2 separate regions of the Homo sapiens genome follow, and region 1 is linked to region 2. The links are chromatin contacts, found by Hi-C or POLR2A ChIA-PET in ENCODE. All regions are on one chromosome and are shown on one strand. Each heading gives the region's core, a stretch centred on a gene start or an enhancer-like site at or near the end of the contact. The rest is flanking DNA. Distances are from core to core; before and after follow the strand shown.

Evidence for each region. A loop is a pair of places that touch in the nucleus more often than their neighbours do. ChIA-PET counts read pairs that join two places held with the same protein, here RNA polymerase II (POLR2A). Pooled maps may share reads with other maps.
Region 1: a map of naive thymus-derived CD4-positive, alpha-beta T cell shows a loop between it and region 2 (15-fold over the local background). The contact joins the promoter of SNHG17 here to the promoter of RBL1 in region 2. A Hi-C loop is called at or near these places in 1 of 168 maps with a recorded cell type or tissue (naive thymus-derived CD4-positive, alpha-beta T cell) and 5 of 50 pooled maps. POLR2A ChIA-PET finds 5 or more read pairs at or near these places in 1 of 52 experiments (WTC11).

Annotation. Positions count from the first base shown.
Region 1 is chr20:38,434,031-38,436,730 of GRCh38, reverse strand. SNHG17 (small nucleolar RNA host gene 17) reads left to right here and starts at 1,403. Exons shown (of 8, transcript NR_185934.1): 1 at 1,403-1,704; 2 at 2,105-2,227. It overlaps LOC124904958, which reads right to left. Exons shown (of 3, transcript XM_047440636.1): 2 at 2,126-2,268; 3 at 15-1,889. The coding sequence ends at 1,243. RefSeq lists enhancers at 1,281-1,340, 1,361-1,650.
Region 2 is chr20:37,094,607-37,097,306 of GRCh38, reverse strand. It overlaps RBL1 (RB transcriptional corepressor like 1), which reads left to right and starts at 1,310. Exons shown (of 22, transcript NM_002895.5): 1 at 1,310-1,534. The coding sequence starts at 1,379. RefSeq lists enhancers at 852-901, 1,022-1,291, 942-1,618, 1,852-1,951 and a silencer at 1,522-1,581.

The sequences.
Region 1 (2,700 bases), core at 154-2,653, 1.3 Mb before region 2:
CTGAGACTGGGTAATTCATGAAGGAAAGAGGTTTAATTGACTCACAGTTCAGCATGGCTGTGGAGGCCTCAGGAAACTTACAATCATGGCGGAAGTGGAAGCAAACATGTCTTTCTTCACATGGTGGCAGCAAGGAGAAGTATAGAGCAAAAGTGGGTAAAGCCCCTTATAAAACCATCAGGTCTCATGAGAACTCACTCACTATCAGAAGAACCGCAGCATGGGGGTAACCACCCCCATGATTCCATTACCTCCCACGACAGGTGGGAATTATGGGAAGTACAGTTCCAGATGAGATTTAGGTGGGGTCACAGCCAAACCATAGCAGCATCCCACAGCCCCTCCCCATCACAGAGACTCCCAGTGTTCTCACAGTCTGGGAATCCCATGGGCCTCTCCCAGGTACAAAATATGGAGCAGATCTCACCTCAGGGACCCCCATTTCCCTCATGGTTGCATAGATCAGGACTGGATTTTCTTGTCCTTCTGACCTATTGAGTACCAAGAATCTGACTGGAGCGGGGCGGAGGGTGGGGCGTGGGCTCCTCATCAGGCCCAAGGGTGGGCTGCTTGCACTCCAGAACATGGGCAGAGTCAGTAGCAGGGCTGTCTCAGGCCGAAGAGGCACATCCTGCCCAGGGTGCAGGCAGTGCCAATGCTTATGAGGATTTGTGGGCCATGAGTCCCCTCCCAAGATTGTCTCCAGTATGTTGCAGGGAACATGGGACATCTGTCTACAGTCTCTGTCACTGTGCAAATCTGATCAGGTTCCTCAGATGCCAGTCTGGTCAGGTCTCTTCTGCTTCAGAGACTCTTTCCACCCTCCATCCCGTGTACTTTGAGGCTGGAGTTTAGCAAAGCAGTTACCCGCTGTGCATCTCTCTTGGCTCATCTTCTCACGCTCACATTCCAGTCTCAGGCCATGACTCAGTCATCTCGGTCTGACATTGTTCAGAAAAAAAGGAATGGGGCGGGGGTAGAATTCATTCATTCAACTGTGCTAGTCACTGAACTAGGTACTGAGTACAGTGGTGAATCAAAGACAGATGCCTTTGGACCCTTGCAGAAAGAAGTCCAAACTAAGCACAGTCCCCTCATCGTAGTAACAGCTCCTATCATGGAAAATTGGCCATTCCTACAGATTAATAATGAATCAGTGACCAAGGAACATCTTCAGAACAAACAGAAAAGCAAAGCAAGTGGGAGAAGTTTACTTCTAAACTTCCAGATAGTTTTCGAAAATTATCCCAAGTCCTCCAGAGTCTGGCGTTGAGCCTCCGCTCCGCCAGGGGACGCTGCAGGACTGCTCGCGTCGGTTCCTACCGCTCTAGGCCGCAGCTCGCGCTCTCGTCTGTATTTCCGCCGGCGCGAAACGAGCGTAGCTTCCTTGTCGTGTGGCCTCAGTCCTTCGCCGTCCCTCGCCGTCCTTCGCCATCGCACGCCACCGCACCCCATCTCTCGAAATCTGCAGACATCTTGATTTTTCCCACGCTGTCTGTCAGGTCTCCGCCGCCACTCGACGCCAGGGCGCCGGGTGAGTCCACAGCAGGGCGCATGGTCGGCTCCACTCTCACCATCGGGGGAAACTGAGGCCCCGGGGAAGGCGGCCAGAGAGGTCAGGCCCTGTCCTTGGTGCAGTGTCTCGTCCTCTTTGCCGGAGTGAGCCCCCCAGGATTCGCGTGTCCTCGGGAAAGACACTGGCAGGTGAGTCGCGCCCTTGGCCGCGGCAGTGCTGAGCGGGCCACGTGCGGTCGTCAGACCCCCTGTCCGCGCAGCTACTCTGCGGGGAGGCTTAGTGCCCCTGGATGGCGGGAAACAGGGCTCGGCGACTTTAGCTGCCCGCCCCCGACTCCTGGCATTGGAAGCCTCCAAAGCCACTTGACTGTTGCCTACAAAGTGCCAGTCATTGTGCCACGTCCTTGAGACCGTTAACTCGTTTTCCCCTCAATAACTTTTAAAAGTAGGTGTTAGAACCTTCATTTTACAGACCAGTTAGCTGTGGTTTAAATGGAAGACGCTGCCAGCACTCCAGTGGGGCAGAGTCTGGACTTCTGTCCCCGGGCCTTGTACTAAAGCCCCCTCCCCGTGCTTTTTCCTTGCCTAGGCCTTGTGGGCTGTGCTGCACCTCGGACGGCTTCGCACCAGCCAGCGCCCTCTCTCTCCTGCAGCACTCTGATCTGCACCCCCTGAGGGGCTTCCACTGTCCGCGGGGTGAGAATGCCCCTGGGTAAGTGCCGCTGCTTCTGCGCACCTTGGGGAAGGACCCTTCTGTGGGACGCAGTAGAGGGGACAGTCAATGAGCTCAGCCAGTTCTGAGTTCTGAGAACTGTCTGGCAAAGCGGGTGCAGAGCAAAGCGTGACTTAGGAGACGGGCTGCGCTTGGGGTCACATGCTAGCTAAGTTCCTTCATTCCCCTGAGGTTGACTTTCTGTAAAGTAGGGAAACTGCAAAGGCTCTCTGAGGGCAGAGGCCTTGGCTGTTTTTCTTGATTTTGAACCCACGGTGCCTGTCCACGTGTAGATACTCAGAACTGGTGGGCTGAATGTACAGCCGAGGCATTTTTACCAGAAGTCTGTTTTCCTGTGGACTCTGGGTGGGGACAGATGGAATCTGCCTGTGAAGTGATGATGGCTCTCAGGGTCCTGGGTACCCTTCTCTTCCCTGGGGGGTGAGCCTCCCTCTGGAGATCTGGCAGCTAAC
Region 2 (2,700 bases), core at 61-2,560:
TTTTAGTAGTGACGGGGTTTTGCCTTGTTGGCCTGACTGGTCTCAAACTCCTGGACTCAAGTGATCCACCTGCCTCGGCCTCCCAAAGTACTGGGATTACAGGCAAAGCAAATAATGGAACAACAAAAGAACGAAGACAGGGATTTATTGAAAACAAAAGTACACTCCATAGTGGGGAAGCGAACCCACGCAGCAGCTCAAGGGCCCAGACACAGAATCTTCTGGGGTCCAAATACCCTCTAGAAGTTTCCCATTGGCCACTTTATGCTCTCTTGATGTAACTGAAGTGGTAGCCCACAATCAGTCTGAGTGGTTGCAGAAAGCAACCAATCAGAGGCCAGGGTGAAGTTAACAAAATTATACTTCTATGCAAAGGAAGACTCTCCCGCCATCAGTCTGATTGGTTGTGGACAGCAACCGTTCAGAGGCTGGAGTGAAGTTACAAAGTTGCAAACAAAGACTGGAAGGCGCTCAGTGTGATTTGTTGCAGACAGCCAATTTCCCATCTGCCATGCAGAAAAGGTCCAAGGGAACAGCCTCTGGTTCTTTTGTTACTTAGGCGTGGAAAGTTGGGGTTTTCCTTTCAATTTAGTTCTAAGAAGTCACGTGAAACAGCCATAGGTTCCCTGCCTCCAGACCCTATTCTCCTGCCTCATTTACTGCAGTCTTCTCTGCCTGCCTCTTTTAGCGACTAGCATGAGATGAGGATTCGTCTTCTAATATCCGTCACCAATCCTTCCCCTCTGTCATTTAGCGAACCACTCACTGGGCACTAGGACTTTGGGGAGAGTCCCAAGAGGCCCCTCTTCGTCCAGGGGCTACTTTTTTCTCTTCCAGCCTCCATCTCCTAACTCAAGGGGTACAGCTCAGATTATGTTTGGCGCCCAGGGACAGTGACAAACCCAGGGCCCGTGGATAGAGGAGGCATCTCACTACGCTGCACGAGGCCACCTCGCAGTAGGCAGCCCAGCCCTGCCCCAAAACCCAAGAGCCTAACCAGGAAGACAGGGGGAGGCCGCGGGCTTCATCTCCCAAGAGATGGACTACACCTCCCAGCAGGCTCTGCGCGCGGGCTGAGGATCCCTCCGCTCTTTTTCTGTCCCGCCGGCTGGGCCCCCCGCGACCAGCCAAGGGCCAAGGACAGGTCTTTCAGAATCTGAGGTACATCTTCTTATCACATTTCCGGGGAGGGACTGCTAGGAGCTCCGGAGGAAAAACGGACTTTTTTTGAGGAGAAAAGCGGAGGCAGACGGTGGATGACAACACGTCCCGCAGCTGCAGATTTTCGCGCGCTTTGGCGCAGGTGGTTGTGGGTAGCGCGCCTGGGAGGGAGAAAGAAGTCGGGGGCCGTGGCGCGCAGCCCGCGGGGCCTGAAGGGATGTTCGAGGACAAGCCCCACGCTGAGGGGGCGGCGGTGGTCGCCGCAGCCGGGGAGGCGCTACAGGCCCTGTGCCAGGAGCTGAACCTGGACGAGGGGAGCGCGGCCGAAGCCCTGGACGACTTTACTGCCATCCGAGGCAACTACAGCCTAGAGGTGAGCGGCAGCAGGTGGGGCGGCCGGACCCTACCCTCGCCAGGCCCCACCCCTGCCCCGCCCCTTCCTCGGCCTATGGGGTGGTGGGAGTTTCCCCACCTAGGAGGGTCGCTGCGCAGCCAAGCGCCGAGGGGCGGGAAAGGTGGGTGTAGCTCAGCCAATCCACCCATCATTTTGAGGCGGGAAACTGAAGCTCAGGAAAGGAGCGGCCTAGGTCCCGCGCCGCTCAGACCCCAGGCTTCCTGACCACACTTCCCTCTACCCCGCCAAGCGCCACAAAAGTCATGGTGCTGCCCTTAAATCAGTAAGAACAAATATAATGGTAAAGTGAAAATGAACTGCATGCCAAGACATCACTGCCCAGAGCTTTAAATGGACCCTCAGTTCCGTCTGAACCCCTTCTGTGATCCCCATTTCACGCAAGAGGAAGCGGAGCCCTAGACGGGTTAAGCTACAGGCCCAAGGTCACACGGTTAGAGATGGAGCCAGACCCAGGGTCTGAGCCGTTTAACCTCCACCCTCTGCTTCACCAGGGTGGAGCTGCCGGTCGCTGTGCAGCAGTTTGATCAAAGCCAATGTGCACACGAAGCTGATCTCAGCCCTACGTTTCCTCCTCCGTCAGAGCATCGTCCTGATGCTTTGCATCAGTGTCTGGCTCTGAATAAAACAAATGTCAGTTATAATTACTTGATTTTTTTCCCCATCATTCTTGCATTTTATCCTCGCAACAGCCCTGTGAACATGGCATGGCAATGAGTATTAGACTGCTTTCCAGGTGATAATGGCAAGGCTCAGAAGGTTGTCTTGCCTAGGATTATTCTAATATAGAAACCCAGGCTGGGCGTGGCGGCTCACGCCTATAATCCCAGCACTTTGGGAGGCCAAGGCGGGCGGATCACTTGAGGCCAGGAGTTCGAGACTAACCTGGGCAACACGGCGAAACCCCATCTCTACTAAAAAAATACAAAAACTAGCTGGGTGTGGTGGCGCCTGCCTGTAATCTAGCTACTCGGGAGGCTGAGGCAGGAGAATTGCTTAAACCCAGGAGGCATAGGCCGCAGTGAGTGGAGATCACACCACTGCACTCCAGCCTGGGTGACAGCAAGACTCTATCTAAAAACAGAGAAAGAAACCCAGACGAGCATAAGCCCAGTGTAGACAGAATT